Linked DNA regions of Homo sapiens: regions 2, 3 and 4 are each linked to region 1. Evidence: chromatin loops called from intact Hi-C (ENCODE). Cell type or tissue: gastrocnemius medialis. All regions are shown on one strand. Links, peaks and the distances in the headings refer to the core of each region. The heading gives the core; the rest is flanking DNA.

Evidence for each region. Peaks named below come from ENCODE experiments on the same cell type or tissue, not always from the same donor. Only the 100,000 strongest peaks of a DNase experiment are listed, where the experiment ranks them.
Region 2: a loop joins it to region 1, with 2.8 times the contacts of the local background. A loop is called at or near these places in 3 of 110 quality-filtered maps.
Region 3: it touches region 1 in a loop (2.6-fold over the local background); 27 of 110 quality-filtered maps call a loop at or near these places.
Region 4: a loop joins it to region 1, with 5 times the contacts of the local background. A loop is called at or near these places in 3 of 110 quality-filtered maps.

Annotation. Positions count from the first base shown.
Region 1 is chr17:77,883,295-77,891,201 of GRCh38, reverse strand. It overlaps LOC107985087 (a long non-coding RNA gene), which reads left to right. Exons shown (of 4, transcript XR_001753033.2): 2 at 978-1,117; 3 at 1,596-1,811; 4 at 2,541-2,652. It overlaps LINC01973 (long intergenic non-protein coding RNA 1973), which reads left to right and starts at 7,115. Exons shown (of 2, transcript NR_028337.1): 1 at 7,115-7,280; 2 at 7,664-7,907. RefSeq lists an enhancer at 375-875. In gastrocnemius medialis, for the core only: no CTCF peak of the experiment used is centred there; DNase peaks (open chromatin) are centred at 3,421 and 4,671; H3K4me3 peaks cover 1,337 bases; H3K27ac peaks cover 1,146 bases.
Region 2 is chr17:77,806,641-77,814,547 of GRCh38, reverse strand. All of the region lies in intron 1 of LOC105371908 (a long non-coding RNA gene), which reads left to right. Among named protein-coding and RNA genes, the nearest start is that of LINC01973, 73 kb to the left of the region's middle. RefSeq lists enhancers at 3,434-4,122, 5,360-5,860. In gastrocnemius medialis, for the core only: no CTCF peak of the experiment used is centred there; a DNase peak (open chromatin) is centred at 3,767; H3K27ac peaks cover 1,815 bases.
Region 3 is chr17:77,829,857-77,837,763 of GRCh38, reverse strand. The region is part of intron 1 of LOC105371908 (a long non-coding RNA gene); the gene reads left to right. Among named protein-coding and RNA genes, the nearest start is that of LINC01973, 50 kb to the left of the region's middle. In gastrocnemius medialis, for the core only: no CTCF peak of the experiment used is centred there; DNase peaks (open chromatin) are centred at 1,413, 3,073 and 3,423; H3K27ac peaks cover 2,882 bases.
Region 4 is chr17:77,315,483-77,323,389 of GRCh38, reverse strand. All of the region lies in intron 2 of SEPTIN9 (septin 9), which reads right to left. Among named protein-coding and RNA genes, the nearest start is that of SEPTIN9-DT, 38 kb to the right of the region's middle. RefSeq lists a silencer at 2,539-2,751 and an enhancer at 5,694-6,529. In gastrocnemius medialis, for the core only: no CTCF peak of the experiment used is centred there; DNase peaks (open chromatin) are centred at 2,509, 3,119, 3,889, 4,369 and 2 weaker places; H3K4me3 peaks cover 3,094 bases; H3K27ac peaks cover 3,656 bases.

The DNA of each region.
Region 1 (7,907 bases), core at 1,330-5,329:
ACTCCTCCCATCCCAATCTACTTAAGTAAAATGATTACTCCAGCAAGCTGTGCTGATGAGTGTGTCCTGAGCCCCTCACCCAGAGCTCCTGAGGACCCCAGTTGGAGAAACCTGGGCTTACAGGCATCCCTGGGAGGTGGCAGGGGAGGAGGTGGGGATGGGGAGCTGGGGGGAAGCCAGCATGGCCTCAGGTTTCTGCCACTGCCCCAAGGCCTGGACCTCTGTTGGAGGTGTGCTGGGCTTGCATCTTCAAGTAAGGGCTCCGTTTTGCAGCATGGCATCGGGCACAGCCTGGGTGCTCAGAGTGGGCTTTTTGAGTGAATGACGAATGCATGAAAGGTGACTCTCAGAGCAGAGTTCAGAGGAAGCCAGGTGTCAGGGGGATGACCAGACCCTTGCCCAGGAGGGAGGAGTCTCAACTGTGGGGGGTGGGTGGGGGAGAGTGGATGGGAGGGTGGGGGGCACGCAGCCCTGACACCTGGCACTCCAGCCAGCCTTGGGCCTCTGCTGCCCTGTTTGGGGTCTTTGATACAAGCATTCCTGCAAGAGCTCCTTGCACGCCGACACCTTCCCATCGGGAGAGGCTGGAAGCATGGTGGTTGCCTGCCGTGTCCCAGCTGTTGTGGGTGCTTCTTCACGGCCAGTTCCTCTGACCTGGAATGGCCAGACTCGTCTTGAAGGGTGAGAAGTCATATCTCCGAATGCCCAGCAGGGTGCCTGGCAAGGGCTGCTGCTCTCTTATTATTATCATTAACGTTGGGAGATCGGCATTGAACTCACCTCTTGAGAGTTGAGGAGCCCCTGGTGGGGGACACTAAGCACCTGCCCCCACCGAGGGGACAAGCTGGGGTTGGCACAGAGCTCTCTCCCGCTCCAAGTCCTGCCTTCCCCGCCGGGCCACAGCTGCTCCAATCACGATGCTTCCCAAAGGACTTTCTGCAAGTGACCCTGGCCTCATCTCTTTCTGAGGACTGTAGACACCTCAGGGAGAGGGACACTGTGTCGGTTTCCTGTGGCTGCTGTAACAAATTCGCACAGACTGAGAGCCTTCGAACAGCAGGCATGGATCCTCTCACGGCTCTGGAGGCCAGAAGCCCAGGATCAAGGTGTCAGCGAGGTGGGTTCCTTCTGACGGCTCCAGGGAAGAAGCCACCCTGTGCCTCTCTTCTTGCTTCCGGCGCTTGCCTGCAGGCCTCAGCGTTCCTTGGCTTGTAGACTCCAGTCTCTGCCTTGGTGGTCTCATGCGTGTGTCTCTGTGTCCAAATTTCCCTTTCTGGCCAGACGTGGCGACTCACTCCTGTAATCCCAGCACTTTGGGAGGCTGAGGAGGGCGGATCACCTGAGGTCAGGAGTTGGAGACCAGCCTGGCCAACATGGTGAAACCCCATCTCTACTAAAAATACAAAAATTAGCTGGGCGTGGTGGCAGGTGCCTGTAATCCCAGCTACTCGGGAGGCTGAGGCATGAGAATCACTTGAACCGGAAAGATGGAGATTTCAGTGAGCTGAGATTGAGTCACTGCACTCCAGCCTGGGCAACAGAGCGAGACACTGTCTCAAAAATAAAAAATAAAAAAAAATTCTCTTTATTTTAAGGATGCCAGCCTTTGGACTGAAGTCCCACCCTATGACCTCGCCTTAATTTGATTACGTCTGCAAAGATGCTATTCCAGAATAAGGTCACATTTACAGTTGCTGGGGGTATGATCGCTTGGAGAACACAGTTCAAACCCCTGCAGACACAAATTCATGCCTGCCCACCAGCTCGAGCCCCAGACACTGCTTTCAGGGGAGCCCATGCCAAGGCAGCAGGTGGGTGTCTGTCTGTCTGGAGGATCTGTGGGGAGAGTAGGTTACTTTGGGGTTTGTATAGGGAGGCAGGACGGTGGCTGTGCAGAGGGAGAGAAGGGAGATGCAAAAAGACCCCAGGGAAATGAGGAACAAATGGGGACGGGACACAGGCCTCTGGAGGGAGGTGGGATCCTTAAGTCTCAGGGGTTGGGGAAAGAAAGCTGAAGGCATTTTGAGGGAAGCAGTGCATAGCCCAGTGATCTGGCAGTGGTGAGGGTTCTAGGGGGAAGAAGAGCAGGCTGTGGGGTCTGATTCCTCCATGCGCTATCCCCCAGTAGGCGAGTGGCCTGATCCTTTTTGACCTCTGCTTTCCCTTCCCTTCCCCTTTCTTCCCTTCCTCTTCACTTTCCCCTTCCTCTTCCCTTTCTTTCTTTCTTTCTTCTTTTTCTTTTTTTTTCTTTCTTTCTCTCTCTCTCTCTTTCTTCTCTCTCTCTCTCTTTCTTGCTTCTTTCTTTCTCTCAGAGTCTTGCTCTGTCACCCAGGCTGGAGTGCAGTGGTGCCATCTCGGCTCACTGCAACCTCCCCCTCTCGGGTTCAAGCAATTCTCCTGCCTCAGCCTCCTGAGTAGCTGGGATTACAGGTGCATGCCACCATACCCAACCTTTTTTTTTTTTTTTTTTTTTTTTTTTTTTTTAGTAGATATGGGGTTTCATCATGTTGACCAGGCTGGTCTCAAATTCCTGATTTCAGGTGATCCTCCTGCCCCGGCCCCCCAAAGTGTTGGGATTACAGGCATGAGCCGTCGTGCCTGGCCTTGATCCCTGTTTTCTGATTGCCCTAATTGGGAGAATAACTCCTCCCCTATGAGACAACAGATGAGAAAGTGCTTGGAAAGTAAAAGCAATGTTCACCATTAAAGATTGTAACATGTGGAGTGCTGCATGACTGAATTGTCAAACATGAATAACTCAGCTCTTTTCAGATTCACAATCATGATCAATGCCTCCGGGACTATGAAAACGCCATCATGAATGTTTACATTATTCTCTTGGGTGAGCGGAGCTTTGGAAAGGAAAAAAAGGAAAGTCTAAACTGACAAACTTCTGAAAACACTCGGGTCTGGCAGGAGTTCTCTTCTCTCCCCGAGAGCAGAATTGGGGTTGAGCGGCACTTGGTAGGCGTGGAGCGCGCTTCAGTCTCGGGCCACTACCCCAGGCGTTTTCTCATCTGACACTCACAGCAGCCCTCGGGTAGGCAGACACGGTGTATTTACGCCTTTCATTCGAGTCCCTTTGGGGGAGCAGGAGGGAGGGAGGGTGTGAGTGTGTGCGCGCACCCGTGCATGGGGGAGGCGGGGCCTTTCGATTCCGATGCCAGTTACGCAGACACCCTCACATCCTCGGATATACCGCCACCGAGCCTGAAGTGCTGACAATATCCCCATTTTTCTCTGTCCTGACAGCTTTTGAGATGCCAGGCCAGCCTCCCTTCCTAATCGGTCATTTTCTGAGGAGGGGCAGCTCGGGCGGTTGTTAGAGCAGAACGCACGGCTTCAATCCCTCTGTGTGGTGGACCTTGTTGCGCAAGGGTCCCTGTGTCCGGCACGTCATCGCCCTCTGTGAGAATGAGCTCTCCTTCCGGTCACTGCGCGGTGATCGCAGCAGAGGGGACGTGGCATTAACAGCACGCGGTTGCTCCACTCACCCCTGGCTTTGTAGCCTACAGCAGCTTGAAACACATGACGCTGTAACAACCTCTACCACGCCACGGAGGCATTCTTTTTTATTGTTTCCATTTTCTAGTTTGTGGCAGATTGGATTCCTGTTTCTAATTCTTCCCTCCCTCCCTGGTGTAGAATTTCACATTTGCCTCTTTCGCCAGGTGGCTTTGCAGTGCGTTCCCGCCCTCCCCCGCCAAGAGTGGGTGCAGAATTTTTCCCTGCTCCGCGTCAATGCTGGGTGTGGCCATGAGCCCTGAAATTACACATGGAGCCCAGCCTCTGCTGATCTGTACCCATTAAGAAGAAAAAATGTTGATCTTTGTTGCTGTAGGTCATTGAGATTTCTGGGGTTGTCTGTTATGTAGCATTATTCTAGCGACTAGTTCCCAGGTCATTCATTCACTCAACAAACACTGTGTGGCTGCCTTGGGTTAGGAATGCTGCTAGGAGCTGGAGATAAAAAGACAGGACTTAGTCCCTAGCCTCGGGGGTCTTACTGTATAATAGAGTTGTGGCTGTCAGGCTGTGAGGAGACAAGACAAAGCCAGTTCCCTGTCGCACAGGGGTTTTCAGAGTTCGGGGTGGAGAGGGTGGAAATGGGAGCCCCAACAGGCAGGGTGTCAGGTAGGGCAGCCCACGTCCCACCCAGAACGACATGCCTCCTTTTTAATCTGTGTCATATTTTGGGGTCTTGAGTAAGGTGCTATTTCCCAGAAGGATCCTAATGCCAAAACAGTTTGCAAAGCTCTGTGGGAGGAAGCTGCAGGTCACAGGAGGGGAAACTTAGATCACACAGACTCAATAAGGAAGACCGGGGCTGCTCCCAAACCTCAGGCATGATCCACTGGGATCCATCAGCAATGTCTTTTTCCTCTTTATTATTTCTTCCAAATACCAGCCCTGGGAGACACGTTAGAACCCATCTAGCTACACATAACAGCTCTCCACATCTCTGTGGGAATATAGACAGGCCCGAGGCAGGGGGCTGGCTCAGGGTTCCACAGTGGCAGAGGAAGAGCCTCCACAGATCCCGCCTTGCCCTCTGTCGCCAGCTTCTCCTCTCTGCCTCCATGATCTGGAACCTTCAGCTGGTCAACTGAGCCACGCCCGGTGCTGTGGTGCTTCCCCAAGCTGCACACGCCGATGGCAGTGAGGAATGACTGCGCCCATTGCATCACCTCCTCGCTGTCAGTGAGCCAGTGAGCACCTGCGGCTGCTTCGAGGGGAACTACAATAAAACTTCCAAGACAGTCCACTTTTTAGGAGGTATAAGCAAAGAGCAAACACAACCTGTCAATCGTGCCGAATGCTGCTGATGCTGTTCTCTCATCCTAAAACAGACGATGAAAATGCTAAGCTCTGTAAAGAAGGACTTAGTCATATTCAAAATTCTCCAATAAACACCTCACTGTTGTGTTTCGCCAGCTCCGCATTACACGCAAGTCTCAATGGCCCGTGGCTCAGTGTCCTGCTCCGTGAAATGACGGAATTGGACACAGCTCACAGCTCACTCTGGAGTTAACTGAAGCCCTTGAAGGAAAACCACCAGGTTTTCTAAGAGTTTATGGCATTATTTATTTTTATTATCCTCACCAAAAATTTATGTTCAGCCACTTTTTTTTTCCTCTAAATTTTCTGGAACGTTTCTCCTTAGTGTTCTTCATTCATGAAGCACATAAAAGTCTCTTTGACCTTATCTCTCTCTCTCTTTTTGTAAAGCTCTTCTTGGTATTATTGAATTTTATTCATAGCAAGACCCATCTGAGGCAATCCTGGTGCAATCTTCCTCACTTTGTCTGTCTTCCTTCCTTCCTTCTTTCCTTTCTCCCTTCCTTCTCTCTCTCTTTGTGTCTTTCTTTCTTTCTTTTTCTTTCTCTCTCTCTCTTTCTCTCTCCTTCCTTCCTTCTTTCCTTCCTTCCTCTCTCCCTCCCTCCCTCCCTTCCTTCCTTCCTCCCTTCCTTCTCTCTCTCTTTCTTTTCTTTCTCTCTCTCTTTCTGTCTCTCTCCTTCCTTCCTTCCTTCCTTCCTTCCTTCCTTCCTTCCTTCCTTCCTTCCCTTCTTTCTTTCCTCCCTCCCTCCCTCCTTCCCTCCCTCCCTCCCTTTCTCTCTCTCTCTCTCTCTTTCTTTCCTGTCTCCAATCATCCACCCACCCACCTATCCATCCACCCACCCGCCCATCCATCCATCCACCCACTCACCCATCCATCCATCCACCTACCCACCCACCCATCCATTCATCCACCCACCCATCCATTCATCCATTCTTTCACCTAGTCATCCACCGATTCAACCACCCATCCACCCATCCAGTTATCTACCCACCCACCCATTCACCACCCACCCACCCACCCATCCATCCACCCATCCATCCAATCATCCACCCATCCATCCAACCACCTATCCACCCACCCTTTCACCCATCCACCCATCTATCTATCTATCCATCCATCCTCCATCCATCCATCCATTCATTTAACAAAAGAGACAATCTCCTGTCCCCTTTGGGAACACTGCCAAGTTTTCTCTGCCTTGCAGCTGGGTCGAGTTGACATTTGGCAGAAGGAGGTGGGTGGTACATTTTGCATCAGGGCCTAGGCCTGCCTCAGACACAGGTGTTCAGCTCCATGCCAGGACTAATGCTGGGCATGGAAAGCTGGAGAGGTGGCTTTGTGCCCAGGGCCGGTTGTAGCATCTTGGCATGTTTCTGTTCCCAAAGTCCCCAGTGGGCACAGGGACATTCAGCCATCTTCAGAGATAGCTACCATTTAAAGCAACAAGGAGATAGGACAACCATCACTTTCCCTGACTCCAGTGAGACCTGGAGGCTGTCCTGCAAGTGAGATGCCACCTTAAGCTCTTCATGAGCAGAGTTGCCCATAGCCCTTAGCTCACTGCAGGAAGCAACCAATGTGGCCCCCACATTAGTAGCCCTCAGAGCCAGACCAAGTTCAAAATTTGGTTAACAAACCTGTAGGCTTCTTCTTGTTTTCAAATGTCACAGAAAATCTTTTTGTGCTATTGTAGGAATGGAATCTCTCCTTCCTTCAGCCTCATCTGAGTTGAGGTGGGGAGAGTTGGACACAAAGTTCAAGGGGAGAGAACACTCAAAACAGCCCCCAGAAAGCCAAGGCAGGGGTTGGCACACCAAAATGACACAGAGACAGCTCCATGCCCTAATGGGTCGATCCCATCCTTCAATAACAGTGGGTGGCTGGGATCTTCTGCATTTCACGGGAGGCTCAGGGAGATGAAGCAACTTGCCTGAGGTGTCACAGGTGTAGGAAGGAGAGTAGGGGCAGATGGGGCCCAACTCCAGGTTTGCCTGGATGCAGAGCCACGCGTTCCCCCCGCCTCCTCCTTGATGGGTTCTCTCTGCACGCTTCAGGGTGCCCCCATGCTCTGCTCGGCCCCTGCAGCAGGAGGGCACAGAGCTCACTGCTGGCTGGTCTCCATGGCAACAGCTGACGAGTCTGCATCAGATGATGGCAGAGCTGCCTTGGAGCGCGAGCTTGGCTGTGACGGCAGGGACTTGGGAGGAGAGGAGCTGGAGGAGTGGGGGATGGGGCATGAGCTGGGGTGCCGGATGGGCTGCTCTCCCAGCAGCCATTTGGAAGATGCTTCCAGTCAAGTCTCAATCTCAGTCGGTCACTGGTCCATGTATATTTCATGGACATCTACCCTGTGCTGGGCACTGGGCAGACAACAGTCTACTGGACCCAGTCTCACTCTCAAGGGGACTGTAGTCCAAGAGAGAGGCAGGTAGATTATCAGGTAATTCCAGCTCACCACGATTGATGGGAAGGTAGGGAAAGTTTGGGATACATGCAAGGCCGTAGGAGAGGCACCCCACCGGGGCTTGGGGGCAGGAAAGTTTTCCAGGAGAGAGGGATATCTACGTGGCTTTCTGGCGGGGGGGGGGGGGTCGGGGAGAGAGAGAGAGGGAGAGAGGGAGAGAGAGAGAGATGAATGAGATCTGCCAGGAGTCCTCAGTGCCTGGAGCTCCAAGGGAGGAAGGCTAGGGAGGGAAGCCATGCTTGTCCTGGGGCCGAGATGAGGAGGAAGGGGAGGGTCTGCTCCAGGCCAGCCCTGGACAAGGGGATAAATTTTGTCTTCACCAGACACTGAATTGGTCATCCTCACCTCCCACCTTACAGATGAAGAAACTGAGGCTCAAAGAGCCACAGCGGGACGGAGGAGGTGGACCCGGCTCTGATGCAGGTGGCTGGTTCGATGGCAGACTCCCCTGTGCCGAGACTCCCAGACCAAATCCGGAGGTCCTGGAGTAGAGTGGGTGGGTCCGCCAGGGCATGGCCAGGCTGCCTGTCTCTGGAGACTCCCCCAAGGAAGTTTCTTGACCTTGAGGATGATAACGCAGGGCAGGCTCTTGAGGGCTGTGCA
Region 2 (7,907 bases), core at 1,401-5,400, 77 kb after region 1:
AATGGAAATACACATGGAAAGACATGGAATGGAAATGCAAATGTAAATAAAATAGAACCTTTGTCCTCCAGCAACACATGGTGGGATAGAGGTTGGAAAGTGTACGCGTAACAAACCACCTCAACATTTAATGGCTTAAAATAACATTGATTATTTCTGTTTTCTGTGGATTGGCTGGGCAGTTCTTTTCTAGGCTGTTTGGCTGATTCGTATGGCAAGCTGTTGGCTCGGCTGGCGCTGGGGCTCTGGGGTGGCTTCGCTTGCCTTCTGGCAGGTGGCAGGCTTGTTGGTCTAGAATTGCAGCTGAGATGGCCCATCTCTGCTCCATGTTGCTTCTCATCCTCCAGGAGGTGACCTGGGCTTCTTCTCAAGGTAGTTTCAGGGCTCCTAGTACACAAGCACTTTCGAAGCCTCTGATGGTGCCACACTTGCCATTCTTTCATTGGCCAAAGTCAAACACATGGCCAAGCCCAGAATCAGTCAAGGAGGGGGCTACTCAGGGCACGGGTACAGGCAGGCATGAATTAATTGGAGGCCATTATTCCAACGATGTATCCCAAAGGGGCAAGAAGATAGAATCTATTTTGGCAGGCAAATGATAAAAATAACATTCTAAAAGTTCACCATCTTAATAACAAAAAGTCCTACTTAACGCCCAAGTTAGACAAGGAGTGGTCAGTTTAGGAATTGGCTTTCTGCCAGGATGTACCCCTCTCTGACTCAGAGGTTTAATTATGAGCTTTTCTCTGTCCTTGCCCCTTCCAGCCTGTATTATTAGTCTGTTCTCACACTGATAATAAAGACATACCCAAGACTAATTTATAAAGGGAAGAGATTTAATTGACTCACAGTTTCATATGGTTGGGGAGGCCTCACAATCATGGCAGAAGGCGAATGTGGAGCAAAGTCACATCTTACTTGGCGGCAGGCAAGAGAGCATGTGCAGGGGAACTACCCTTTATAAAATACTCAGAACTCGTGAGATGCATTCACTATCACGAGAACAGTATGGGGGAAACTGCCCCCATGATTCAATTATCTTCTCCTGGCCCTGCCTTGACACATGGGGATTATTACAATTCAAGATGGGATTTGGGTGGGGACACAGCCTAACCATATCACAGTCTCTATCCTGTATGTATAATTAAAAGGCGATTACAGCTGTTTTTGGCTTAAAAAATTAAACATGACCATCTTGCTCTAAAAAACATCCCTAGATGGCCCCAAATAGAGAAAATCACAAGTAAAGTGGCATAGACAAGAAGAACTAGATGGAAAAGACAAGGCAGGTACAGGGAAAAGGACTATAAGGTGGGAGGCTCGGTGAAACACCTGCTTCCTAGGGTCAAGTAAAGATCAAAGCTCAAGGAATGTCTACCTGAACGGAAACTCCTTTTATTCATTATCTATGGCTGCATCACAAATTTCCTCAAAACTTAAGGGATTCAAATAATAATAACTATTTGTTATTGCCCATAGTTTCTGTGATTCAGGAAATTCAGGAGCAGCTTAGCTGGGTGGTTCTAGGTTGGCATCTCTCCTGAGCCTTTTGTCAAGATGTTGGCAGGGCTAGAGTCATTTGAAGGCTTAACTGGGGTGGGAGAGTCTGCTTCCAAGATGGCTCATTCATGTGGTGAGCAAGTAGTTGCTGGCTGTTGGCTGGAGGCCTCAGTTCCTCTTCATGTGGAATTTTCCATGGGGCTCTTGAGTATCGTCACAATATGGCGGCTCTTTCCCTAGAGGAAGGGATGCAAGAGAGAGCAAGTGAAGGCTGCAATGTGCTTATGACCTAGCTTTGGAAATCACAGGCCTTTGGGGTAAAGAAGGCCTGGAAGGTGGCTATGGTCTTTGGGTTCTCCAGGGTACAGTCCATAGGCACCTCCCACCCTAGAGCCCAACCCCATTGGTGTTGGCCCTGAACCCAACCTCCACGTTCTGGCTGATACCCCAGTGGCTGCTCTCTGGGCCCTGATCAGCCAACAAGTACTCTATGACCTACAAATATGCTAGTGACACACAGACTCCAACGGCTGGACTAGCTCAGACTTCAGTGAAATAGACATCAGCCAGGTGAGGAGCTCAGCTTGCCATCTGTCTCCCTGGGCCATACTCATTGATGACGAGGTCAATTTCTGCTTTTGCCATCTTCCCACAGAGGGCCCAGCAAGCTTGGCCGCTGAGCTTTCTTGGGACATGGTGACTTCCTTCCTAGAAGGAAGTCCCTGCTACTTTCTGCCAGTGCTCAGGTTAGAGATGGGATTGCTTGTGTGTGGTCTCATTTCCCTTCCTGACCCCCAGGACAACCTTTCCTTATTCACTGTGACACTGAATGCCACACCTTAGACAGTAGTTGCTTGACGTATTTTGCCGAATGGATGAAAAGCACCCCAGAGACCCCACAGTGCCCTGGGGCATCATTCTCACTGTATTCTATGTGGCTCTACCCCAGCCCCAACCCATTTCCAAATCCCTCTCTGTACACTGACCACAGAGAAGTAGAATGATTTGCAGGGAGGCTGAGCATTTGGGGAGGAGGACATCTCAGGAGGAAGGAGGTGGTGGCCCTGGCAGATGGTCTTCGTGCATGGGACCGGATGTCCAGTCCCTCAGCTCCAGCCAAGGCAATACAGATTCTCCTGGGGACCTGAGGCGGACTCCTCCACATCTTATTTCTAAGCACAAATCCATCTCCATCCCCTTTTGCCTCCTCCGCATGCTCGTTCCTGCCGGCTCAGCACCCTGGAGGGAAGTGGGATATGGCCCAGCAGGTCACCTAGAATAAAGTAAGTCATCAGAAAAGGTCCCTGATTCATCAGAGGGCTTTGGCTGCCAAGCAAATGCTCTTGAAAGCTTGCTTTCTTCAGCTGCTGCGTCTCAGGGGCAGGGACTTACAGTGTTTGCTTTTCAGCCAACCACCCTCTTGACTCAGAGGCTGAAGTGCCCAGGAAGCAGGGGCAGAAGGCCCCAATGTAAGGTGAGCATGGGGTGAAGTGAGCCCCGAATTTGGGAGAGCAAAGTATGGCTCTGCCTAGCCAGACGACCTCTGGATTTGGGAACACGAATATGATAATAAAAACAATATGTGCTCCTCAGTGATGACACTGATTGAACCTTTCCCTGGGTCAGGCATTGGGCTGATGGTTTTGCAGGTTGTCTCTTCCTTAATCCTCACATCACCCTCAAAGGGTGTCTGTTAATGCTCCCATTTGGATGATAAAAAAGCAGAGGTTGCCTGAGCCGGATTTGCCAGTTCTAGAGTTTGATCTCTTCACTGGCATGAGATGCTGCTTCTTGGCCCCAGGGTCTGTCCTTGAAGCAAATGAAGTCCAACCTGCACAAGCATCCCCAGGGTAGGGACACGTGGACTGCTGGGGGAAATCACAGGGAAGGGGTGAGAATGGAGCCGTCTTCCTTTTCTGAATGAGGGTGGTGCCCTGAAGATTTATCCCGCCCCTTGCTGGTGCAAGGTTGTGGAGGGCCCAAGAGTAGCAGGCACATCTGGGCACATGGAGGCTGGTATGAGCATGTGGGTGTGGAATACAGAAGACCCTAAACAAGAACTGAGATCTGAACCTTTCACAAGGTAATGCCCCAAATAGCAGAGCAAGTGATGCAAAGGATTTCATAACTGTGGTGTCATGCCCCAGAGATGCAGCTGACCAGCCTGGAGCCTTCTGTCTCATCTGGGCCTTTTGTTTTCTGTCCTTCTGCAACTGGAGACAAGCTTATTCTCAGCCCCTCAGCCTGGATTGGTGTCCTGGCTGGGCTCCGAAGAGCAGAAAGGCCATGCATGTTCTCTTTCCTTTACCCATGCCAGAAGCTGTGTGAGTCATGTGTTTGTATTTTTAGCAACACATAGGAATTGCTGCATGACAAATAATTGGGGGGGGGGAGTGGAGACACTTGCAAAATTAACATAACAAAGGCAGTTATTTGGATCTAACTCTCAGGGATAGAGGCAGCCTGGCAGTGCTCCTTGATCCAGGAAAGGCAAGAGAAATGAAGGGCTGACGGTGGGGTTGCCGGTGCCCCAGGAGTGGAGGCACCCAAAGGTTTTCTATGGGTAGCAAAGGAAAATAGCTTTTCCGGGTGGGCAGCTGGCATGGTCCTGGAGACCTGGGCATTGTATGTGCTGTTCTAGTGTGATCACAGCAAGTTTGCTTCACTTAGAAAGGCTAGAGAATGTGGATTTCTTCCTGTGGACTCCCTAGGCCCCTAAATGAGCCCCACAGCCTCCTGGGAGTCTTGCCCATTTCAATCACTTGTTATCTTCACCATCACCCCGTTACCACCACCATCATCGCCACCATCACCATCATCACCACCATCACCATCACCATCACCATGATCACCACCACCATCACTATCACCATCATCATCACCATCACCATCATCATCACCATCACCATCATCACCACTATCACCATCACCACCACTACCATCACCATCACCAGCATCACCTCCATCACCATCACCACCATTATCATCACCATTACCATCACCACCATCATCACCATCATCACCATCATCACCATCACCACTATCACCATCACCATCGCCATCACCATCATCACCACTATCACCATCACCATCACCTTCATCACCACTGTCACCATCACCATTATTACCACCGTCACCATCATCATCACTATCATCACCATCACCATCATCACTAACTACCATCACCATCACCACTACCATCATCACCATTACCATCATCACCACCATCACCATCATCTTTACCATCATCATCATCATCATCACTATCATCCATGGAGAGTTTGACATGTCCATCTTCCTGAACATGTTGCACACATTATCTGATTGAATTTATCCTTCATAACAGCTGTGGGGAGTACATGAAAATGATCCCATTTTGCAGAGGCAAAAACTGAGGACCAGAGAGATTTGGGTCTGACCTCAAAGATGGATAATCCCGAGAATGGGAGGAATTACCAAGGGCTCTCTGGATGCCCTAGTCTCAATCATGGCCTCCTCAGAGTTATACTGAGTTATGCATGACCACAATAGCATGGGCAGAGAAAAGGGGAATGAATATTCCTAGAACTTGGGGCCTGCCTCCCAACCACCCCCCTATTTTTTCTTTTGAATCTTTACTACATTGGTGAAAATCATATGGAAATATCTGTAGATCCTGAGCAGGGTCTAGGTAGCAAATAAACAGAGTAGGGTGTGAAGGGACAAAGTTCTTAGTGGCTGCGGCCCACCTGGCCTTCTGGAGTTTGGCGAGGGAGAACCTGGGATGCGGTGAGGACACTCAAGCCCTGGTCCCACCTTGGCACTCACCCACCTTGTGACCTTGGGTCAGGCCCAGAGGCTGGCTCTCTATCAGTCCAAAGAGGTGAGCAGGGCCTGCCCTGAGTGTGGAGGGAGCAGCAAATGAAACCAAGCCCATACCCCCAGCATTGCACATTTCACCCTGTATGAGTGTCCTGTGGCCGCCGTAACAAATTAGTGCAGGCTTGGTGGCTTCAAACAATGGAAGTTTATTCTCTCACAACTCTGGAGGCCTCAAGTCTGAAATCCGGTAGGGCCATGCTCCCTCTTGGAGGCTCTAGGGGAGAACCCTTCCTTGCTTCTTCCAGTTTTTGCCGGCTGCTGTGTTCCTTGGTTTGTGGCCATATCACTCCAATCTCTGCCTCCGTGGTCACATGACCTCCACCTCTGCTGTCTGCATAATCTCCCTCTGCCTGTCTTTTATAAGGATACCTATGATTGGACGTAGGGCCCACCCACAAATTCCAGGATAATTATCTCATTTGCATCACACTTTAATTCACAGAGCACTTTCCCATCTTTCATTTATTTTGTCCCCTCCACAAGCCCGTCAGATAAGCAGGGAAGACATATGTTTACCCTTCTTGTATGTGCATCACGCTTGGACAATTCACTAGTGGGTTGTCAAATGACTATAGAGGGATACTGAGGCCCAGAAACCTTATACCAACTGTCTAAGGGGCCAGAGTTTGAGCAGACTCAGAAGGGTGGTCTCCTCATCTCAAGACCTTCCACTTAATTACATCTGCAAAGACCCTTTTTCCAAATAAGAGCTCAGTCACAGGTTCTGGGGATTAGGACATGAACACACCTTTTTGGGGACCATTATTCAATCCACTACATACTTCCTGCTGAAGACATGTGGGGTCCCACTGCTCCTGAGAAAAGTGGAAACTTCTGACCTTGACACCCAAGATCCTCTTTAGCCTGGTTCTTCATCCCCTCTCCAACTTTATTATCTATTACGAACCTGCAAAACATGAAGCTTATACAAGCCCCCATCATCATCATCATCATCATCATCATCATCATCATTAGGGATGTCTTCTAGAAGGTAATAGTATCCAAGTAGAGTCCTGACTTAGAAGTTAGTCTTCTAACTCCTTTTGAGCCTGCTCTGACTCTGGCCTCTTGGACAGTTGACCTAAGGTATTAGGGCCTCAGTTTCCCTCTGCAATCACTTGACAACCCATTTAGTGAGCTGTCCAAGTGTGACGCACATACAGGAAAGGTAAACGTATGTCTTCCCTGCTTATCTGACAGGGTAATGGAGAGGACAAAATACATGAAAGATGGAAAGCACTCTGTGAATTAAAGTGTGACGCAAATGAGGTGCATGCACGATCATTCTCGTCTCCTGGGATTTGGCCACCTGGATGCTGGAATGATCCTGAGCTTCCTGAGGCAACCTTGGCATTTATAACAAGTCAGCACCCTTTGCTTCTGGGAAGAAAAGCACGAGGTTTCTGAGGGTTGGAATAATGCAGAGAGGTAGCTCCTAAATTGTCTGCTTCTGTGAGCTCAGGGCTGTTTCACTGTCTCTGGCCGCTTGGCATCGTTGTGTTGAGGGCCCCCTCACAGACATCAGTGGTGTCTGTACTAGGGTGGCACTGGAGATCCAAGCCAGACCCTCAGAGCCAAGCCTTTGCTCCAGCCTACCTGGAGAAGATGGCTGTGGCCCTAGAGACCCTCCCGGTCACCCCCAAACCAGCAATGCAAAATTTATTCCTACTGTTATTAACAGTATTGGGCATTGCAGGAGCCGTTGCCAGTCTCCATCACTTGGTCACACGTGACCTGAATCCCTAGAGGAGGTGAGGCAGGAGCTGATGGCTGGTCACTGAAGCCCATATCCAGCCCAGTGCATATCACAGCCAAGTGGAAAGATGGGGAGGGAACTGGGGAGACAGGATGGGAGGCATGGCGACCTGGGCTGTTCCAGCTCCACCTGCCCTGGCATCCTCCCAGTTTCATCATCTTGGTGGACTGTCCTTTGCAAAGCCCCTTGCCTCTGTCCAGCCTGCACACCCACGTCGGCACCCCTGAGTACCCCAACCTCTCAGGCCCCACAGCATCTCAAAACGGTTCATTGGAATTGCCCTGGGTTTTCTTTTTTTTTTTTTGTAAGTGTGAAAATAGCATAACGGCCTTGCGGGTGACCCTTGAATAATGTGGGGGTGAGGGGCGCTGGCCCTTAGAGACCCCGATGCAGTGGAGAATTTGAGTATAAATTTCAATTTCTCAACACTTAATTACTTGATCAGAAGCCTTACCAATATCACAAGCAGTCAACGAACACCTACTTTGTATGTCTTTATGTGTTATATGCTCTATTCTTACAATAAAGTAAGCTACAGAAAAGAAAACGGTATTAAGAAAATTGTAAATAGCAGGCTGGGAGTGCTGGTTCATGCCTGTAATCCCAGCAGTTTGGGAGGCCGAGGTGGGTGGATCACTTGAGGTCAGGAGTTTGAGACCAATCTGGTCAAAGTGGTGAAACCCCGTCTCTACTAAAAATACTAAAATCAGCTAGGTGTGGTGGTCGGTGCCTGTAGTCCCAGCTACTTGGGAGGCCGAGGCACGAGAATTGCTTGAACCTGGGAGGTGGA
Region 3 (7,907 bases), core at 1,349-5,348, 53 kb after region 1:
TGCCTGTGGCCTGGCCTGCCCATTTGAGGTTAGGGGAAGCTGAGACAGTCACCTTTGATTCCGGAGAAATATGGGAGGAAGTTAAATGGTGGCCTCCCTTGGAGAGGAATAAGAGCCCCCTGTTTGACAAAAGCTGTGGGGATCTTTCGCTCATTTTCTAAAACACAGTTGCATTGAGATATAATTCATATGGCCTAAACTGTGTCCTTCCAAAATTTATGTTGAGGCCCTCATCCCCAGTCCCTCAAAATGTGACTGTATTTGGAAATAGACCTTTAAAGAGGTGATTAAGTTAAAATGAGCCTGTTAGGATGGGCTCCAATCTAACAATTGATGTTCTCCTGAGAGAAGGAGATTTGGACTCATACAGAAACAGCAGAGATGCCCACAGGCAGAGGAAGGACCCTGTGACACCAGGCACCAGGAGAAGGTGGCCATCTGCAACTCAGGGCCAGAGGCCTCAGAAGAAACTGACCCTGTGGGCCGGGCACAGTGGCTCATGCCCATAATCCCAGTCATTTGGGAGGCTGAGGCGGGAGGATCGCTTGAGCCCAGGAATTCAAGACCAGCCTGGGCAATATGGCAAAACCCCATCTCTACAAAAAGTACAAAAATTAGCCAGCTGTGGTGGCACACACCTGTAGTCCCAGCTACTCGGGGGGCTGAGGTGGGAGAATCGCTTGAGCCTGGGAGCAGGAGGCTGCAGTGAGCCATGATCACACCACTGCCAGTGAGACAGAGTGAGACCTCATCTCAAAAAAAAAAACAAAAGAAGAAACCAACCCTGCTGACACCTTCTCTTAGACTTCCAGCCCCCAGAACTGTGAGGAAATAGGTTTCTGTGGTTGAAGGCACCCAGTCTGTTGTATTCTGTTATAGTAGCCCTGGCAAATGAAGTCACCATGTGACTCACCTGTTGTGTTTTTGGCAGGTGGTTCTTGGCATATTCACAGATATGTGCAATCATCACTTAAGTCAACTTTGGAGAATTTCATCACCTTGGAAAAAACCCAAGTCCTTGTGCCTTTTAGCTATCATCCCAGCTACGGTTTGAATGTGACCCCGAAAGCATGTGTTGGACATGTAATCCCCTAATGCTTGTTATTAAGTAAGTGCTGTAAGTCATTTCAAGGGAAAAGTGACAGCAGCAGCAGCAGCAGCAGCAAGACCTTACTGTTACTCAGCAACTGCAGAGATGGGCAGGCGGAGTGGCGGGGGTGGCAGGGTGGGGGTGGGGCGGTTCTGGGACAGTTTTTAAAGGCAGAGTCCTGGGAACTTCTTCTTTGTTTTTTTGTATTTGGGTAAAGACGGTTTCACCATGTTGGCCAGGCTGGTCTCGAACTCCTGACCTCAAGTGATCGGCCTGCCTTGGCCTCCCAAAGTGCTGAGATTATAGGTGTGAGTCACCACGCCCAGCCGAGTCCTGGGAACTTCCGAGTCGGTCTCAAAGGAAAATGGGCAAGGCCAGAGTTGGCTTGGAGGAGAATGTAGGGTCGAGGGTAGACAGGGACAGCTGCCCCCTTTCCCTCCCTGTTCCTGCTGGACATTCCAAATACAGAAACCCTTAAATGCTCCATCCTCCAGCTCTTACCCACAGAGCTTGAAAGACCACCAATTAGTGTGGTGGTCTTTCAAGCTTGCTAAAGGATCATTTCAAAATTTTTTTTAAAAAGTTTTTTTTTTTTTGCTGGGCACGGTGGCTCACCTCTGTAATCCCAGCACTTTGGGAGGCCGAGGTGGGTGGATCTTGAGGTCAGGAGTTCAAGACCAGCCTGGCTAACATAGTGAAACCCTGTCTCTACTAAAAATACAAAAAATTAGCTGGACGTGGTGGCAAGCGCCTGTAATCCTGGCTACTCAGGGGGCTGAGGCAGGAGAATCACTTGAACCCAGGAGGTGGAGGTTGCAGTGAGCTGAGATCACGCCATTGCACTCCAGCCCGGGGGACAGTGAAAGACTCCATCTCAAAAAAAAAAAAATTTTTTTTTTGAGATAGGGTTTCACTCTGTGGCCCAGGCCAGAGTGCAGTGTTGGAGCCATAGCTCACTGCAGCCTCAAACTCCTGGGCTCAAGCAATCCTCCTGCCTCAGCCTCCCAAGTAGCTGAGACTAAAGGTGTGTACCACCATGCCTGGCTAACTTTCTAATTTTGTAGAGGTGGGGTCTTGCTCTGTTGCCCAGGCTGGCCCCTAACTTCTGGGCTGAAGAGATACTCCTACTTCAGCCTCCCAGATTGCTTGAATTACAGGTGTGAGTCAACACACCCAGTGGATAATTTTGATAAAAGGTAAGATCTTGAGTCTCATACAAATATAAAATGAATACGTGCCAGTGATTTCATTTAACTTGTTAATTAAGGAAGATACCAGTGCAATGTTACAACTGGTTCAAAGAACCTCACATACATAGGCAGTAAGGAATGCTGAAGTCAATTCACAAACACGCAACAGGGCAACAGTCAATTGCATTCTGCAGGATACTCCGCTGTATTCAACCACATTCCACTGGATGCAATTCATTTGTGTTGCTATGGATAAGGGCCATTTGCATGATTATGAGTTTCCTACAACTTGCAGAGTGGCAAAATAGCTCAAAGACAATGAAAAATGAAGATAACCTCAAAAGGTGTGCTAGATAGATACCCATTCATCTTTTTTGCCTATTCCAAGGTCTTGCACTATTTTCCCTGACACACTTGTCTTCCTCCAGGCCTCCAGTTAAGGGGGGCAATGAAGAAATGGGGCTAGGGGAGGCAAGGACAGAGGGGGCTCCTGGGGGCATGCAGCCCCTGTAGGAGGAAGGGCTGATTGGGGTAAGGAGCTCAAAGAGGCTCCCCCACTTGGGAATGGGGTTGCTTTGGATGGCAAGAGGGTGGGAGGAGCTGGCAGAAGAGAGGGGTCTGGGACCATCCTTCACCTGCTCCATGGTTTTGCCTCTGGTCAGCCTGGTCCGTTTTGTCCCCCTGCCTTAGAGAGGCCAAGAGTAACTGCTACTTAGTTCTTATCTGTTCTGAGAACCTTCTCCCAGTGGGGTGGTCAGGGCAAGCGTGGGAGGAGCTACGCCAGTCACAGTAGGCTCTGCTGAGGCTGATGAGTCACTCAGCAGCCAGGAGGACTGCCGCAGCCAGCGAGACTTAGGGCAGCTTCCCTTCTGCCAGGGACTGGGGCGAGCGTGAGGAGCCCTGAGCATTTGGCTTTCCTTTCCTGGCATTCCAGAGGCCTAGGTAGGAAAGCCTCGTGGGATCTCAGGGCTGGGAGGGTCCGCAGAGTCATCTCAGAGGCGTGACCACCCTGCAGTATCCTCCAACAGAACCTTGGGGTTTGCATGGAGATTCTGGCCGGGGAAGATGCCTCCTGAGAACAGGGTGCAGCTTTGGAGGTCACCCAGGGAGGGAGGTTGGGAGCGCTGTCTGGACAGATCAGCCCAGTCAGCTCCAGTTATGGTTGAGTGACAGGCAGCAAAAGGTCCTTTGACTTCAGAGTCAGGAGCACTATTGCATCCCTGGGGCATTAGACTGATCCCCAAAGTGCAACAGAAAGCAGAACATGCTAGATCCCAGACTCTATAGGGACCCCTTATTTGTAGTGGGAAGATTTTTTCAATCAGCTGCTGGGGTGGTGGGGGCAGGGGGAATGGGGGACTGGGATTCCCCAGACAGCGAGGTAGGGGAACAACCTAACAGGTGAGCTGCCTTCTGTCGGGGAAGGTCTGATTACCTGCTGAACACGGAGAGGCTGAGGCTGCTACCATTCCCACCACACTCCTTCCCACACAGCTTTCTGCTCTTTCTCCCATGCAGGGCTCAGCCTCCCATCTGAATCGATGTTCAATGAGTATTATCACATGTCAGATCAAAGAGACAGTAATCCATCATTTTACCCATGGGGCCAAATTAAAACCTGCCAGGGAAAACCCCAAAGTCTTAGTCTTGAACTGAGTCCTCTTGTGCTATTCTCCAAAATTAGTTTTCCAGTATTCGAATGCCTCCTGTGATGAGGACCTCAGCAACCTTCCAACAGCAGCTGACGATATCTTGAGGCAGCTATGAGACTGAAAATCCATATTCCTAGAGCTTTCACTCACTCATCTTAGCTTTATCCCTCGTGAATGATGGCATCCCCTCCAGATTCCCATTGAAACTTAATCCTAGTGCAAGAGTATTAAGAGGTGTGTCCTTTGGGAGGTGATTGAATCATGAGGGCCCCACCTTCATGAATGGCATCAGCACTATTATATGGGTCCTGAGATTGAAGGGAGTGCTCTCTTGCCCTTCCACCTTCTGCCATGTGAGGGTGCAGCCCCAAGGTGCCATCTTGGAGAGACAGCAGCCCTCACTAGACACCAACGCAGTGCCTCGATCTTGGACTTGCCAACCTCCGGAACTGTAAGAAGAGTCTAAGGTGTTTTCTTATAGAAGCACAAATGGGCTAAGACGAGGCCCACAGAGTGCATCTATTTCTTTTTTTTTTTTTTTTTTTGAGACAGAGTCTCGCTCTGTTGCCCAGGCTGGAGCGCAGTGGCACCATCTCGGCTCACTGCAAACTCCACCTCCTGGGTTCAAGTGAGTCTCCTGCCTCAGCCTCCTGAGTAGCTGGGATTACAGGCACGTGCCACCACGCCTGGCTGATTTTTGTATTTTTAGCAGAGATGAGGTTTCACCATGCTGGTCAAGCTGGTCTTAAACTCCTAACCTCGTGATCCACCCACCTCAGCCTCCCAAAGTGCTGGGATTACAGGCATGAGCCACCGTGCCTGGCCTCGAGTGCATCTGTTTTCTTTGTAGCAGTGCAGCCCCTAGCATTCTTGAAGAGAGGCTTTTGTTCCTCCTGAGTTTGTCTTCTCCAGTCCTAATAATTTTTCAAGAAGCCTGATTTCAACCTTTACCTTCCTAGTTAGTTCCCTGTGATATGATTTACTCTCTGCTCTCCTGTTCCTCCTTTTACCAAAACTAAATAATAGGCCAGAGCAGTGATCCTCAACCTTTTTGGCACCAGGGATCATTTTCGTGGAAGACAATTTCTCCATGGACTAGGGGCAGGGGATGGTTTCGGGATGATTTAAGCGCATTACTTTGACTGTGCACTTTATTTCTATTATTATTACATTGTAATATACGATGAAATAACTATACAACTCACCATAACGTAGAATCAGAGGGAGCCCTGAGCTTGTTTTCCTGCAACTAGATGGTCCCATCTGGGGGTGATGGGAGACAGTGACAGATCATCAGGCGTTAGATTCTCACAAGGAGCGTGCAACCTAGATCCCTCACATGTGCACAGTTCACAATAGGGATTGTGCTCCTTTGAGAATTGAATGCCGCTGCTGATCTGAAAGGAGGCAGAGCTCGGGGGCAATGGGAGTGATCAGGAGCGGCTGTAAATACAGATGACGTTTCACTCGCTCACCCACAGCTCACTTCCTGCTGAAGCTCCAATGTCCAGTAGTCCCCCGGGGCTGGGGACCCCTGGGCTAGAGGGTGTCAGGCCAGAGTGGAGGAGAGTGAGTTATTCTCATCTCCTTTCTTAAGGAGACAGTACTTTTGGTAATGGAGCCCAGGTGTATTAGTCAGGGTTTTCCAGAGAAACAGAACCAGTAGGATATATACAGATATGTAAGAGAAGACTTATTATGGGAATTGGCTCATACGATTATGGAGGCCAAGAAGTCCCAGGAAATGCTGTCTGCAAGCTGGATGACCAGGAAAGCCTGCGCTGTAACTCAGCCTGGGTCCGAAGACCTGAGAACGAGGCGGGGGCAGGAGGCGGGTGCTGGCATCGGCCCAGGAGAAGCTCCAATGTCCAGTGTCCGAGGGTGGGAGAAGATGGTTGTCCCCGCTCCAGCAGAGAGAAAATGTGCTTTTCCTCTGCCTTTGTGTTCTGTTGGCTCCCAATGGATTGACTGATGCCCATCTACCTTGGTGAGGGCAGATCTTTACTGATTCAAATGCGAATCTCCTGGAAACATTGTCACACACTCTCCCGGAAATAATGTCTGGCATTCCTTAGCCCAGTCAAATTGACACTTAAAGTTTAACCATCACACTGAGACTACATCAGCAGCCCGGGTGCACGGCTGACTCAGAGTGAGCCAATTCCCTTCAACAAAACAAAAACCTGCACAGCCGTCCGTAACCATGGGGAGCACACTGGTTTTCAATCAGAGGCAAACCAGGACTTTTGAAGATAAATCCAGTCCCATTAAGCCGGACATCTGGAAAGAAGCAGGATACATTTGTGTGAAAGAGGACAGAGAAGCAGGTGGCTAGAGCATCGCCACCCCTCCCAACTTATTTTGGATTCCCTCCGAAGCAGACTCTGACTCAAATACTTGAGTTCCAGTAGTTTATTTGGGAGGTGATCCCAGGGGCACAGGCAGGGGCGTGAGAAATGAGCCGGGGAAGGGAAGGACCTTTGCACACAAAAAGTGGGCTGTGAAGCCGGTTACCACTGCAGGTGGCTGGAGCGCAGTCCTGCCAGAACCTTTGGGAGGCAGGTGGAGGCTCATCCCTCAGGACCCAGGGACCTGGGGCATTCATGCACCAAACCCTGCTGGGCTTTGACTGAGGGCTGCTTTGGCTGGGGGCAGGTGTTGCTTCCCTGGCACTTCTGGTCTGCTGCGCTCGTGGCCAGAGAAAGAGGCGCAGGCGCTGGCAGTGGGAGCTCAGTCAGCAAGCCCGGAAATGGAATGGGCTGCGGGCAGTGCCCGCACCTGCACCTTCCCCTTCGGCCCTGTATACAGCCCCGTTGGCCTTTGCCTCACTTCTGCCTTGGATTTCTCTGGAGGTGGTGGGAGGGGTGAACGTCTCCTGTTCTCTCCTCCCAGCATTTCAACTTACTATCGGCCCAGGCGTCAACCCTACCCACCCCTACCTGACCTCCCCAAATAGCAGAGACAGATGCTTGAAGACATCACCTGCCTGGGACAGGGAAGCAGGGAGCCAGGATGTGCCGAGCTGGGCCAGGCTGGGAAGGGACACTGGCCTGGGCACAGCAGGGTGCAGCCATCCACCCACAGGCTGGGGTAGGGGATCAAAAGCCAGTTACCCCCAGGGCCTTCCAAGAAGGGGAGAAGAGGGCCCATCTCCAAGAGTGGCTTCCCCCTCCTCCCAGCACTGTGACTCAGAGGAGGCCGGAAAGGGAAAATAGAACGCCCACAGCTCAGCGGCTTTCACGGTGAGCCTGAGTGGGCTGGTTCTCCAAGGAGAGGGAGGGAGGATAAACTTTAGGACTGACGGAGCCTTGGAGGCTGCAGAGACTCAATGACAACTTTTCAGAATCAGAACCCTAACTTGTGTGTCCAGAGGGGTGGGTGGGGTCCGGAGGTGGTCCTGGGTCATGGCTGTGCACTGGGGCCCTCTCTCCGGGCCCCTCCTGCTCACGCCCAGGTCGACTGGTCCTGCCTCTTTTTTGCTTTGGCTTCAAACTCCAACAAGGCCTGGGCCTTCTGAGCAGGAAGCGGGAAGGCCTTCTTTAGCTAAGGAGGAGAGAGGATTTGCCAGGCACAGCATCGGTGGCCAGGCCAGGCGAGGGCTTAATCAAGAGAATAACAATTCCCCAGGGGTGGGGGAGGCTGTTCCCATTTTAATTTTTTCCTTTTGGCAGAAACTAACTTTTCTGTAAAAACAATGAAAAATCAGGGTGGAGTTTCCTCTGCCCCACCCCCCCGCCACTCAGCACTCCTGGGAGGAAAGGTTTGTTACTGGGGCAGAGGGAGAAGGGACCGGCTCTGGGAGAGGTGCCCTGCTGGGCTGGGCTGAGTGGGTGGGCCGGTGCCCCTCCTGATCAGGACTTCCAGGGATGGAGTCTTCCAGGGTCTGCTGCCTGCTTGTGTCCCCAGCTGTGCTGAGGCCCTGTCAGCCTCACAGATGGCCCCATTGTGGCTTAGACTGCGGCTTTCATTCTGGGA
Region 4 (7,907 bases), core at 1,425-5,424, 570 kb after region 1:
TGCTGAAATACAAGCTCTTGGAACAAGATAAAACTGCTTAATTTGTAAAAGCCACAAAGCCGTTCCAGAACAAAAAAAAAGCTCCGACCCTTGGCTGGAAGGAGTGGCCTTCCATGCCTCAGCGGCCAGTCACCACTCCATGACTCATGCCGGCCCTGCTGACAAACCCTCCAGCACCTTCCCAGGGGAAGGCCACAGCCCCCAGGGAGGGCGGGAGAGTACCCAGGCCCCCGTTCACAAACCAGACCGGAGCCAGACACTGCCGAGGGAGGGACAAGAGGGCAGGTCTTGGGGCTCCTAAGCCTTCCCTGGGGCTGGCAGACCACCGTGGACTCACCAGGGTAGGACCACCCCCTCCCACAAACCCTTCCTGGGCAGCTGTAGGGCAGCCTGAGCTGGACACGCCTCACACGCCAGCCCAGTGGGGCATGAGGCACCCACAGCCACGTCTGGAAGTCAGCGGGCCGGCATCTGCCGGGCAGGCCTCTGTCACACAGGCACAGCGTCCTCCCCATGGCTCCTCCTCAGGCCAGAGCATGCTTGGGGATCAGAGCAGCTCTCGCAGTGGCTTGCAGCCTGACAACGCGGCGTGAGCCATGCCCTGCAGAGAAGAAGAGCCCCTCAGTGAGGGAAGAGGCGCCCACAAAACTCAGGACACGCGCAGAAACCCGCAGGAGGTGGGGGCGCTGCCTAGGGGCCGTGCCGCTCCCACCCCTCACCTTGCAGATGACGGAACTGCGGCCCAGAGCTGCCAAGTGGCTTGCTCAAGGCCACCCAGCAGGGACAGGAAGGAAGTCACTTCCCCAGGGACTGTGCGGGAGTTCAGTGACAATTAAAGACCAGCGCTAAAGTTTGCCCAGGACGAGAACCTCATTAAGGGAAACAGCTCCGGGACTGTCGTGTTCATTCGGAAGGCAGCCAGTTTACAACTGAGTTTCTAAAAATGTACGTTTTCTTACATGAAAACACATCCGAATGGGATTTTGTAGAAAGCATCTTTCATCAAGGCACAGCCCGAGGGGAGGTCCCCGCTTCATCCCTGGCTGTGCTGTCCTCAGCCAAGGGCAGCAGGGATCAGAGTGGTCTCTGGGGCACAGCACTGGCTGCTTTCAAAGAGTGTTTTGTTCAGTTCATGAAAAGCCCGTGTTTTGTGAGCCTGGGAGGGTGCCATCACTTCCAGCTCCCCAGGGAGCACCACCCCCAAACCCACGCCTCTCTGCTCAGCTCTCAGATCCCCTGCTGGTCACCCATCTGGGCCTCGGCTAGATCATCTATAAAGTGAAGGCCGAACCCGAGGCTCCCCGAGGCCCCTGCCAGCCAGGCGGGTGGAGTGACGTCCTCCTGGGGCTGGTGGCCCAGGAGGCAGGGGACCCACTGTGGTCTGCCCAGGCTGCCTGGTGGGGTGGTCACTCCGAGGACGGCTCCACTGTGCAAGCCTGACGAAGGTCCCTCTCAGCGCTCCCTGCCCTGCGGCTCCTGCTGGGCGGAGAGCAGGACGCTGGGCTCCACACCCACCCGTCCCAGCGGGCCTGAGCCCCCGAGCTCAAACAGATAAGATGCAGTTTCACTGCCACCCAAGCCTTCTGCCGTCTCCCCTGGCCCCCTCCTGAGGTCCGCCTGCTGTGCCCGACTGGGTGTGCTCAGCGGCACAACACACACCCGCTCCACCAGTCCCAACGTGACAATCAAGATGTGGCCCTGAGGCCGGGCGCCGTGGCTCACGCCTGTAATCCCAGCACTTTGGGAGGCTGAGGCGGGCGGATCACGAGATCAGGAGATCGAGACCATCCTGGTTGACACGGTGAAACCCCATCTCTACTAAAAATACAAAAAAATATGGCGGGCGCCTATAGTCCCAGCTGCTTGGGAGGCTGAGGCAGGAGAATGGCATGAACTAGGGAGGCGGAGCTTGCAGTGAGCTGAGATCGCGCCACTGCACTCCAGCCTGGGCAACAGAGCCAGACTCCGTCTCAAAGAAAAAAAAAAAAAAAGATGTGGCCCTGGGAGCAGTGGTGGAGGGGACCACACGTCCTAGAGAGGAGCCACCGAGATGGGCCTCCCTCTCTCAGGCCTCTCAGGGACCCCCCAACACACACATAGTGGCAACCAACAGACCAGGGCCCAAGGCACGTAGGGGTTGACACTCTTAGCGACCTCCCGCTCCATGGCCCGTAGGTCACTTCAGAATACCCAAAGCCTGGAGCTTGGCTCAGCCACCCCATGTCTCCCAGCGCTGGGCTCAGAGGGCGGCATGAGCGGCAGAAACTGTCATCACTGCTAATTACCGATGACGGCGCTGGCCACGTGAGATGGCAGCCACGGCACCGCATGTGAGTGAAGGGACCAAGGAGGCTGGGCCTGGGAGGGAGGGCCTGGAAAGCTGGGGTGAACTAAAGGCAGGGGAGCCCCCTTTCTCTTCATTTGCCTGTTCACGCCCTGATGGGTCTGTGCCTGCGGCAAGGGGGCTGCCAGCGTGAATGGACACACGCACACACATGCACACACACGTGCACACACACGCCAGGCTCCTCTGAGCGCCGGGAGCTTCCCCCTCTATAATCAACTGCCAGGAAGGCACAGAAATGCTATTTTAGGTAGGAGACCGAGGCAGCCTTGAAGACAGACTTTGGCTGGAAGCAAAAAACAAACCACACAGTGGACAAACCAACCACCAGCCAGGTCCAAGCGCCGCCGCCCCAGACCCGAGCCAGGGGGGCAGGTCCCCCACACCCTCCCAAGGTTTCGGCGCCAACAGCCTCAGCATTGACAGTGGCCATGACATGCAAGAATGGCACACTGGAAAATGAAAGGGAAGTAGCCAGGAGAGAGGAGAGCCGAGTTTAAATAAAAGCCAGACTCAGGAGAGCTTAGCTTCTGAGACGGAGTTCATCCCACGAGCTTGGAACCGTCAAAAAGAAAAGAAATATTTCTGTGAAAAATGAGCAAAAGCGCCCTTTGCATGCTTATTCCCCCAGGCATAAATAAAGCCCCGAGTCCAGGGCAGTGGGGGGCGGCCGATGGGGAGGGGGCTGTCTGCGTACCTGAGATCCGGTCCCTCTCCATTCCTACGGATATATTTAGCAGCGGCGGGAGTCCCGGCGTCCCGCTCAGAGGCGGCCTCCCCTTTCTCACCCCCGTCGCCCTCCCTCTCTCAGCCTCCTCCTCCTCCTCCTCCTCCTCTAAAAACACTCTTTGTCTGGTCTAATTTCTTCAATCTGTTGCAATCACGAATGCATCCGAATTACCACATTTCCATGTGCTGATCATATGTTTGTGCTCCAAACTGAAGTAGCATTGTCTCTTCAAAACGGGAGGAAAAAGGGAGCAAAGGAGAGAAATCCAAAAATAGGAGGCAGGAGAGAGGGCCCGAAGTGGGCCCCGAGGAGTCCGGCAGACCACCGGGTCTGCCTGCGAGAGTCCCAGAGTCCCGGCCGCCCGGTCTGGTCGGTGGCTGCAGAGGTCCCGAGTGCGGCTTCCGGCAGCCTCCTCTCTCCACCTCCTCCAGCCCCCGCCGCCCCGAGGCTTGCTGCTCCTTTTTAATATCCACTTGGAGATGCTTAACTTAGACTCTTGGAAACCAACTCACAGAGTCAAATTCCTGACGACTTCCAAAGTCTTTCATTTTCCCTGTCCCGCGATGCTACGATTTCCTTGGGCTTAAGGGTTTAAAAAGCCCAGTTCCTGCGTGCCTGCCTCGCCTTCCTCTGTCCTGGGCTGGCCCCAGCCCTTCTTCACCCTGTACCCCAACGTGGCTGGGCAGGAGGAACGGCCGTGCCCCAGGCCAGCGTGCTGAGAAAAGGTTCCGGAGCACCTGCCCAGGAGGAACCCTGAGAAGTCACCCCCCTCCGTCCCATTAGTCTGCAGTGACAGAGGCAGTTGCCGTCCCCGCCCAGGCAGAGAGGGCGAACGGGACGGGGACTTCCTGGAAGATTCCTACCACACACGCATGAGTCAGTGAGTCTCTAGCCGTCCCCTGGGAGGGAGCGAGTCTTCCTCTCCGGGAACTCGGGGCCCCACTGGGGGATCAGTGCTGTTCCCCACTGTTCATCCGGGGTCCTCAGAGGCTGCTTACTTACCTGGGGGGTCCCCACCAGCACATGGTCAGGGTCCATGCTGAGGCCAAGGGCTCAGCAGAGCAGGTGGGGGTTTACAATGTGGGTCCCTGGGGTGGGAATCAGGGGCATCCTCTCTGTCTTTAAGCTTCACCTCAAGGGTTCATTCAAACCCGAGACACGGAGGCTGGTTCTGTTGGCCCAAGCCTGTTTAAAGAGAATGTGTGTTTGTGCCAAGGCTGAGAACTCAGGCAATCTCTCTGAAAACTCCAGACTGTCAGCTTCTGTTGAGAAAGGGAGGACGCGTGGCCGCACCACGGAAGCCTTCCTGCCTGGCCGCACAGGGCTGGTATAAGACAGTTCTGCTCTTCAGACAAAACACTTTTCAGTCTGTGCTGCTCCCCAAGGCCCCCAACAAATTTACAATATTTGCACCCCTCTACCTCGACACACCCCGCAGGCCTCTGAGTTTACAATCCCTGCCCCACAGAGCCAGGTGAGTTACCTGTGACCAGGTGAGGCCCATGCACAGCCCTCGGCTAGATGACAGAGCCAAAGGCCCTGAAGTGCCACTTCAGGCCACAGTCCCGTCCGCTCTCTGCCTGGGATAGGACCCCAAATGCAATCTCCTTGGCAGAAAGGACATCTTCCTGGGGGGTGGGGAGGACCATTCCCAGCCTTCTGGGAGACATCAAGCAACCACCTCCTCCCAAAGAGCCTGGAGGACAGCCCCACAGGCAGCCAGACAGTGAGGGAGGTGGGGACAGCATCTCAGCCGAGGTGGGAGGCTGGGGAGGAAGGGAGGGATCATAGTCACGAGAGAAGGCTGAATAATGGCCCCAGGGATAGCATGTCCTAATCCCTAGACCTGCAAATGGGACCTTGTTTGGAACAAGAGTTTTTGCATCTGTGATTCAGTTGCAGATCTTGCTGTGGCGAGAGCACCCTGGATGGTCTAGGTGGTCCCTAAAGGCAGTCTCGGTGCTCATACAAGACGGGGGCAGAGGGAGATTTGACACAGACAGGGATGGCCAAGTGGAGATGGGGCCCGGAGAGATCTGTAGATGCTGGTGTTGAAGGTAAGGGCCATGCAGCCACAAGCCAAGGGACACCCACAGCCACCAGAGGCTCAAAGGGGCAGGCGATGAAGGCAGTGGCCCCCAACCTTTTTGGCACCTGGGATCGGTTTCAGGGAAGACAATTTTTCCACAGACCAGGGAGTGGGGAGATGGTTTTGAGATGATTCAAGTGTATTATATTTATTATTTTATTTTATTTTATTTTATTGAGACAGAGTCTCGCTCTGCCACCCAGGCTGGAGTACAGTGGCACTATCTCAGTTCACTGCAACCTCCGCCACCTGGGTTCAAGCAATTCTTCTGCCTCAGCCTCCCAAGAAGCTGGGACTACAGACGCCTGCCACCGTGTCCGGCTAATTTTTGTATTTTTAGTAGAAACGGGGTTTCACCATATTGGCCAGGCTGATCTTGAACTCCTGACCTCGTGATCCGCCAGCCTTGGCCTCCCAAAGTGCTGGGATTACAGGCATAAGCCACTGTGCCTGGCCTTTATTTTTTATTTTTTGAGACAGAGTTTCACTCTGGGATTACAGGTGTGAGCCACTGCACCCGGCCACAAGCACGTTGTATTGATTGTGCACTTTATTTCTATTATTATTATAATATATAATGAGATAATTATACAACTCACCATAATGTAGAATCAGTTGGAGCCCTGAGCTTATTTTCCTGCAACCAGACGGTCCCATCTGGTGGTGATGGGAGACGGTGACAGATCATCAGGCATCAGATTCTCATAAGAAGCACGCAACCTAGATCCCTCACATGTGCCGTTCACAATACGGTTCACTCTCCTATAAGAATCCAATGCCATGGCTGATCAGACAGGAGGCAGAGCTTGGGCAGTAATGCGAGCAATGGGGAGTGACTGTAAATACAGATGAAGCTTCGCTCGCTTGCCAGTCACTCACCTCCTGCTGTGCAGGCCAGTTCCTAATAGGACACACGGGGCTGGGAACCCCTGCCCTAGAGCCTCCAGAGGGCTATGCCCAGTGGACACCCTGATTTCAGCCTGGTGACCCTGATCTCGGATGTGTGGCCTGCAGAGCTGTGAGAGGATGGCTGGGCGTTGTTGTGACCCAGCCAGCTTGTGGCCACTCGTTACAGCAGCTGCAGGAAACTGATGCAGCGCCACAGACGGAGCCAGGGCTCAGCTCACTGGAGTTGCTTTCTGTTATTCTATTTCTTCCTAAAACATTGTGTTAAGCCAACCACTAACAACCACTGACTCCGATGGGCAGGAATCGCAGAGGTTTCTTGGTTTGTTTCTTTAATCCCTTTTCCAATTTTGAAATAATATTCCTTGTTGGTTTTTCTGATTATAAATGTAATATCTTTCTTTGTATTGAGTTTAGAAACAAGAGAAAAAGTAAAAAGCAGAAACCCCAGCTGGGCAAGGTGGCACGTGCCTGTAATCTCAGCACTTTGGGAGGCTGCGGCGGAAGGATTGCTTGAAGCCAGGAGTTCGAGGCTGCTGTGAGCTATAATTGCACTACTGCACCCTGGCTGGGTAAAAAGAGTGAGACCCTGTCTCAAATTAAAAAAAAAAAAAAAGAAGAGGAAGAAAACCCATTAACCTCACTCGAGACTCTCCATACGAACTCCTGCTGTGGGGCAGGGAAGCCCAGGAAGGCCCCACGAGGCTCTGACCCAGCCTGGCTGGCGGTGGGAACTTGGGAACAGCCCCGAGTGAGGGGCCGGGCTATGACTGAGTTCATTCACCCAGCCACCTCCTGCACGCTGTGCACACTATGGGTTTGACGGCCAGGGCTGGAGCACTTGCTGAGCACAGCCTTGACCCTCAGTTTTACCCAGCATGGTTTGGCCTGAGGTCCATCTCCCCTCCGTGCCTGAAAATCCAAACATTTTGGCCCAGGCGGGGGATCACTTGAAATGGAAAACCTGGCAGCACCGATTGGCTCTGAAGAGGCAGGAGTTAGTCATGAGCCGGCTGGGAGGCGAGTGCAGAGGTGGTGAGGTAAGGCCAGCAGAGGGTGGGGGAGGCGAGGGCCAACCTCTCACCGCGCATGGTGTAAGCACTAAGGGGGCACTTCACCAGGCCAGTGCAGACCCAGGCCCCTGCGGTGGATCCCCCGCGGTCCCTCCCTCCAGAGGAACACTGAAGAGGTTTCTGTGGTCCTGTCTTAGATTCAGAGGCACATTTGCATACTAAACGCACTGAGTAATCCTACAGTGAGGGAGCCGGGCTTGGTTTAACCCACCTTTTCCCAAATTGGACCAAAGGTTGCTGTCCCAGGAAGGCAGGGCCCTCAGGCCCACGGCTTTGGGAAACTCTGGTTGTGCCAGCCTATGAGCCCAGCTCCCAGCCACCCCAGCCTGCCCACACCCTGGAGTGGGCACTGTTACCCAAAAGCCCCTTCCAGACAGTTCTCAGGGCGGCATCCCTGTCCTTCACCCCCCATAGACCCCTGGCCACTTTTCTGCGACATCAGCATCACTGGTTCACAGCTCCTCTTAATTGCAAAGTGGGGCTCAGCGGCACAGGCTGGGCCTGGCAGGGCGGGAAGGAAGAGCGAAGGCCACTTTGTCTCCAATAGCACTGGCCGGGCTCTGGAAAGGCCGGAACCCACAGACAGGAAGGAAGTGTCACACTCACTCAACCTGCTTTGCGTCAGCCAGGGGGCATCTTGTAGAAAGAAGTTAGGTGGTCGTGGCCGGGTGCAGTGGCTCATGCCTGTAATCCCAGCACTTTGGGAGGCCGAGGCAGGTGGATCACAAGGTCAGGGGTTCCAGACCAGCCTGACCAACATGGTGA